Linked DNA regions of Homo sapiens: region 2 is linked to region 1. A link is a contact called in ENCODE Hi-C or POLR2A ChIA-PET data. All regions are on one chromosome and are shown on one strand. Each heading gives the region's core, a stretch centred on a gene start or an enhancer-like site at or near the end of the contact. The rest is flanking DNA. Distances are from core to core; before and after follow the strand shown.

Region 1 (3,126 bases), core at 258-2,757:
ATATAATGAGGGTTACATTTTGCATTATCTCACTGGATCCTCTCAATAACGTGCATGCTCTTCTTAGACCCATTTTACAAATGGGTAAAGTCCCTGCCCTAACCCTGATCCTGTCCTACTGGACACCCTGCCCCTGCGGGTCACATCCCAAAGACCCACACACACACCTCCCCTCCGAGAAGGGCTCTGAACCTTCTCCTGCCAGTGCCCAGGCCTCTCAGACTCTCCCGCATCACAGAAAACTCTGGCACCCAAAACTCACGACACAGAAACATGTGTAGGTTTTCTGGGAGCTCTCCTTCCTGAGCTCTGGGCCCTCCTTGGTCCCTGCCAGGATTCTGCCACATAAAAGGGCTCTGTTGTTTTTTGTGTGTGCGGTTTTTTTTTTTGTTTTGTTTTTTTTTTGAGACGGAGTCGTCTCGCTCTGTCGCCCAGGCTGGAGTGCAGTGGCACGATCTCGGCTCACTGCAAGCTCCGCTTCCCGGGTTCACGCCGTTTTCCTGGCGCAGCCTCCCGAGTAGCTGGGACTACAGGCGCCCGCAACAACGCCCGGCTAATTTTTTGTATTTTTAGTAGAGACCGGTTTCACCATGTTGGCCAGGATGGTCTCGATCTCCTGACTTCGTGATCCGCCCGCCTCGGCCTCTCAAAGTGCTGGGATTACAGGCGTGAGCCACCGCGCCCGGCCATAAAAGGACTCTTAACATCGCCTCTCCCCAACTCCCTTAACCTGGGGCTGGAGACCCTCCTCCGTTATCAGGCTCCGCCCCAGCTACGGCCCCACCCCTGGTGCTGGCACCACCTCAGTCTAATCCAGGTTCCACCCCCAATCCACCTAAGCCGTGTCCCTAGCCCTGGCCCCGCCCTGATGTTGCCGTGTAACTCAGTTCCCGCCGTTTTATAGGCTACCGCCCCAGCCAGGCCCCGCCCTCTGATGTGGCCCCGCCCCCCGACGCTGACTTTTTCTGTCTTCACTTTAGCGCTGGCTCCGCCCCTAGCCTTGGCCCGCCTCAGCGCGGACTCTCAGTCTCTGCGCCTGCCACGGCCTCGTCCCGCTCAGCCCTGGCCCTGCCCCTGGAGCCGACTCTCTCCGCCTCCGCCCCGGTCCCGCCCTGGCACTGACTGTCTCCGTCTTCGCCCCTGCCCTGGCCCCGCCCCCTGCCTGCTCTGGCCCCGCCCCGCCGCTCTCTCCGTCTCCGCCCCTGCCCTGGCCCCACCCTTGCCCCGCCCCGGCGCTGACTCTCTCCGTCTCCGCCTCCGCCCCCGGCTCCTCCCCGGCCCCGCCCCGGCACTGACATTCTATCTCTCTCCCGTCTCCGCCTCTGCCCCCCCCCCGGCCCCGCCCCTGCCCTGCGCCGGCGCTGGCTCCGTCTGCGCCTCAGCCTCGGTCCCGCCTCCAGCCCTGGCCCCGCCCCGCCGCTCTCCCCTTCTCCGCCCCTGCCCTGGCTCCGCCCCCGCCTGCCCGCGCACCGCAGAAGGCCTCCTGGAACTTCCTGGACAGCTTCTCGATGACGCTGTAGCTCTCCACGTAATCGACGTGTTCGTCCTGCGGCTCGCTGGCGATCTGCCGCAGCGTGGCCTTGTCCACGCTGCCCACTCCGATGGCGAACAGCTCGACGCCGCTGGCCCGGGCCCGCGCAGACACGTCCTGCACGCTGTCCTGGGGCCTCCCGTCTGTCACCACGATGACCACCTGCGACACGCGGGGCGGTGTGACACCGGGCTCCCGGAAGCCCACGGGACTGTCCAGGAGAGGAGGCTGAGGCCCGGAGAGGCGGGAGGACTGCCGGGTCGCACAGCCAGGCGGCACCCGGGGGAAGAGGACCCGGCTGGCCGAAGAGGAGACCCGTTTCCTCTGACTGAGAGACGTGGCTGGGGGGCTTTCCATCTGCTTCGCCTCCCTCGGGCAGGCAGCTCTGAGATGCCCGGAGGGATGTGATGCCCCATCGCCAAATTGGGGTCTCTAAGGTCAGGGCCATGCCTTCCCCTCAGACTGAGGCGGCTGAGGGCAGGGTCCTCAGGCTGATGGCTGTGGGAGTCGTGCCACGCCCCTCGTGCCCCCGGGAGGCCCGGCCGGGGCTGGGTGGGGGGATCCGGTGGTTCCACATGGTGCAGTTCTGCGCTTTGGCCACCAGATGGCAGCCGAAGCTAAGGGATGGGGCTGCCGTCTCCCGTCTTGCTGTCCTTGTCCCGGTAAGACCGGGGACCCTGGACCAGGGAACCGACGGAGGGCCACTCCCATGTGGATGCCCAAGGGACCAACCCAAGAAAGATGCCGCCCTTATCCTCCTCCACTCCCCGGTATGATACATGCCCCTGCCAGAGAGGGAAAGAATCTGCCTGCTCCCCTCCCACTAGGCTCCTCTGGTCTGTACCCTGGAAAGAAAGAGGTGGCGGACTCTGTCACTGAGATCCGGCTTCGTGACCCCCTGTCTGCACCCGCCCTGAGGCTAGGGCGCTCCCAGCTCTGCCCAGTCTGGGTTAGGCATCCAGTCCCGCTTTGCTGCTTCTCTGCTTCTGACTTGGGTCTGTTTCTGATTCCTGGGTCCCATCCTTAGCCCCAGGTCCTGACACCCTGTCCTGATGACAGGCAGTTGAGACAGGCCGTGTTTAGAAATGCAGCTCCACAAGCTACAGGTCACCTTCCTGAGCCTCAGTGTCTTCAACTGTAAAAAGGGTTGTGGTGAGGTTGAGTGAGATGACTCCTGGTTAGAAGCCAGAAGGGGCAACTATTATTTTTACCATCATTACCCTGGGCTACCTGGGGAGTGACTTTGTACAATCTCTTCCTCTCCAGGGGCCTGGGCTCCTGGCTCTGAAAATCTAGCTGTGACTATTCGCTGCCATCCCGAGGCCCACTGCCTCCTCGAGTCCCTACTCCCCTCCCTGCAACCCAGCTTTCAGATTGTCCACCTTGCTGGGTCCTCCCACAGGTGAACTCCAGGCTGAACACCTGGAGTCTGGTGCCAGCTCCCCCAGCGCCGCTGTGTCACCTGCTGGAGGAGCTCTCTCCTCACTTGCCCACCCCACGCCACCACCCCCATCTCCTTCACCCTCTCCACCACCTCAACCATCAGCTTCATCTACAGCACCCCGTGCTGAAACTTGTAGTTGGCCCCAAGACCG
Region 2 (3,126 bases), core at 289-2,788, 170 kb after region 1:
GGGGCACGAGGACTGCACCTGCTGGGGAAGGGGCTATGGAGCCCAAGTCCCAGAGAGCAGAAGCCCGGGGAGGAGTGGAATGGGGAGGGCAGAGAAGGCCAAGCTGAAACACCACAGACCCCCCCCAAGAAAAATCCACCAAGCCCAGACACACACCCTCCCACTCGCCCCAACTCACACACTCAAGCCTCTCACAAACCAAACCTATCCCCACCCCCTACTCCCATCTACAAAGGCAGCTCAGAGGGCAGGAAATGTTCCCTTTGGGCCTGTCCCATCCCAGTCAACTCCTCTGCAAAGATATCATGGCAGCAGAGCCCTCCCTACCCCAAGCCTGTATCTCTCCTGTCACCTCCAGTCTGCCCTCTACCCAGCCCTGTGTTCCCACCATCCCCCCAGGATGCCCTTTTTCCCACTGTGGCACCTGCCTCCACCCACATCCCCACCCCAGCCCCAACAGGAGAGCAGGTAGCAGCCCTGGCTCAGGCGCCCACAGCCTCCAAGACCGTGGACAAATCCTCTTCCCCCTTCTCTGCCTTTCCTTTGCCCCATTTGCAAAATGGAAAACCAAGCATGGTGGTCTAAGGGCCTTTCTGATTCTGACACTCTGGACTCCCAAGAATTTGATCCTTAGGTCAAGGAGATCCAGGACAATGTAATTTACGAGAGGGAAAAAATGGAAATAACCCACATACTGAACGACAGGGGACGAGTTAAATAAATGAGGGTACAACCATAACATGGAATATTACGCAGCTATCAACAATTGAGTTCTCACAAATCTACACTGTCTAATGAGGTTATTAAAAGACATAAATGTGTCATAGAAGGCTTTTTTTTACTTGCTACAAGGAATATTGAAGGATGTAGGAAAATGCACATATTGATCATCAGAAGACAAGACAGTATAGCTGTTGATAGGAATATGCAGATGGCTCTCTCAATTCCGATGTGACTTTGGGCAGATATTTAACTCTCTCAGGCTGCTTTAACTGGTAAAACAAAGATAAGAATGCCCACCTCGTGGGGTTTACAGAAGGAGGCTGGGCATGTTCACCCATTAACAAATTGCTCAGTAAATGCTGGCTATTAATATGAGTATCATCATTATGTTTAAAAAATAGGTTACAAAAAATATGTAGAACTTGATCCTGTTTTAATGAACTCACTATCAAAGTGAATTTCCAAATGCTGCATTATAACTAAAGGTTCCCAGAGGCTCTCTCTGGGTGGTGGGATTACAGGCAGCTTTAATTTCTTCTCAGGACCTTTCTGTATTTTCCACAATTTCTCCGATAAACCCATAGCACTTTTGTTATTAGAGAGCGCACATCCTCCCTGAGTCTCCATCCCTGGTGTTCTCTGGTCTGTGAAACTTCCGGGTCCCCTGGTTCTGCTGAGACCCCATTGAGACTGTTCGTGAGGGACCTTACGAGGAAACTGAAAAGGGGGGTGGAAAGGAAATGAACACAAAAGCCTCTGAGGGAGCTGGCAGGGCCCACGGCCCAACCGAGTCTCACCACAGACAGGCTGGCTTGGCAGGACCTGGCTCCCTCCCCTGGCATCAGCCTGTCTGGCGGCCACCTTGGCCTGTGGTGCCCAGACACCCACCCGCCCGCCTTCTCCCATCAGCCCTGTTCCTGGCTCAGCCGGGCTGGCCAGTCTCTGTTGAGGTGCAGACTGGCTGCCCTACAGCAGCCCACTCTGTCCCCTGTGCCTAGACAGAAGCTGACAATGCAACCCTGGGAAAGCCAGGCCCCCTCCTCAACCCAGGGCTGGGACGCCTCCGTCACCGCCCCATCAATCCCAGCCACCTGCCCTCTCACGTCACTCTTGGCCACCCTGACTCACACTGCTCATTGATGCCTGTCCCCAAGCTCGTGCCTGAGAGCAGGACCACCCACTGAGGCCCCGTTTCCAGACCCAGCAGCACCCCCCACACCCCACTCCCAGCTGCCCACCCCCATACTCCTCCCACACAAAACTATTTACAGTTCTGGGAACACGGGCTCCTTCAGGCCTGTTCCTGCTTCCTGGAATACCTTTCCCCACCATCTCTGCCTGGCCAGCACCTACTCAGCTGGTTAATCAGTAAAACCAATGGTTATTAAGCTCCTACTGTGTGCCAAGCACCATCCTAGGCACTAGATATGTCCCCACAAAGCTGGCTCAGCTCACACAATGCCTCCTTTGTCAGCCTGCTTGAATGTCACATACGCACGCCAACCACCTCCCTGGTCCAAATTAGGAAGTCCTTTCTTGGGGACTCAGTACCTCCACTGTGTTGTCATTTACTAAGGGAGAAGGCCCACCAACCATGCTCCCATCACTCTAACAGGCCCTTCCACTGGATCTCAGTGAAACCACTCAGCTGCCCTGGGAAGCAGATAATATGGTCTCCATTTATAGATGAGGAGACTGAGCCTGTTAAGCCACCAGTGGGGTCACACAGGAGTTGAATTCTGGCCTTGTTGAGTCTAAATCCTGTGTTCAGTGAACTCCTGAACCCCTGAGAATGCCTGCAGGGAATGCCAGTTTGTGATTCAAGACTCCTTCCACTGAGCACTTTTCTGGAAAAGGCTGGGCCATTCCATCCCTTATGAAAATGATCACAGCCCCGACGGAGGGAGCCCTCACTAAGTGCCAGGTTCCTTATATGCACATTGCCTCATTTCTCTTCTCACTTGACCAGAAAGGGATTGCCATTCCCATTTCACAGATGGGCAAACTAAAATTCAGAGAGGTGAAGCAACTGGCTCAAAGTCACACAGCAATGGGCCAGGATTTGAACCCAAGATTAGCTGAACCCCAAAGACCATGCCCTTTGGATTGCAGAGCACACCTGCTCCTAGCCCTAATCAGTTTCCCCTACCAGAAGGCTCTCAAAAGCAGGGCAAATGTCAGAGACCAGCACCACCTCACACTCAGCTCCCTGCACAGAGACAGCCTGAAAGCCTGGGAGTGAGTAGAAATGGAGGACAAGGCGCACTCACACGACAGGTGGCCCAGCTCAGGTAGGCACCCCCTGCCCCCACCATGACTCACCAGCAGGTGCCTCTAGGAGTCTGTCTCCAGGCTCCATGACGGTCACTGCCAGCAAACACGGCAAGGGTTGCCCGCTCCTGG

The links. A loop is a pair of places that touch in the nucleus more often than their neighbours do. ChIA-PET counts read pairs that join two places held with the same protein, here RNA polymerase II (POLR2A). Pooled maps may share reads with other maps.
Region 2: a loop to region 1 is called in a map of pancreas, with 2.5 times the contacts of the local background. The contact joins the enhancer-like site here to the promoter of MATN1-AS1 in region 1. A Hi-C loop is called at or near these places in 1 of 168 maps with a recorded cell type or tissue (pancreas) and 10 of 50 pooled maps. POLR2A ChIA-PET finds 5 or more read pairs at or near these places in 1 of 52 experiments (K562).

Annotation. Positions count from the first base shown.
Region 1 is chr1:30,717,265-30,720,390 of GRCh38, forward strand. It overlaps MATN1-AS1 (MATN1 antisense RNA 1), which reads left to right and starts at 1,508. Exons shown (of 4, transcript NR_034182.1): 1 at 1,508-2,301. It overlaps MATN1 (matrilin 1), which reads right to left. Exons shown (of 8, transcript NM_002379.3): 3 at 1,471-1,693. RefSeq lists silencers at 731-910, 951-1,470, 2,031-2,120 and enhancers at 1,531-1,700, 1,798-2,373.
Region 2 is chr1:30,884,158-30,887,283 of GRCh38, forward strand. The region is part of intron 1 of SDC3 (syndecan 3); the gene reads right to left. Among named protein-coding and RNA genes, the nearest start is that of SDC3, 23 kb to the right of the region's middle. RefSeq lists an enhancer at 1,619-2,119. Within about 2 kb of position 1,539, at least 3 of the 41 ENCODE cell types and tissues checked have a DNase peak (open chromatin) inside an H3K27ac peak, as active enhancers do.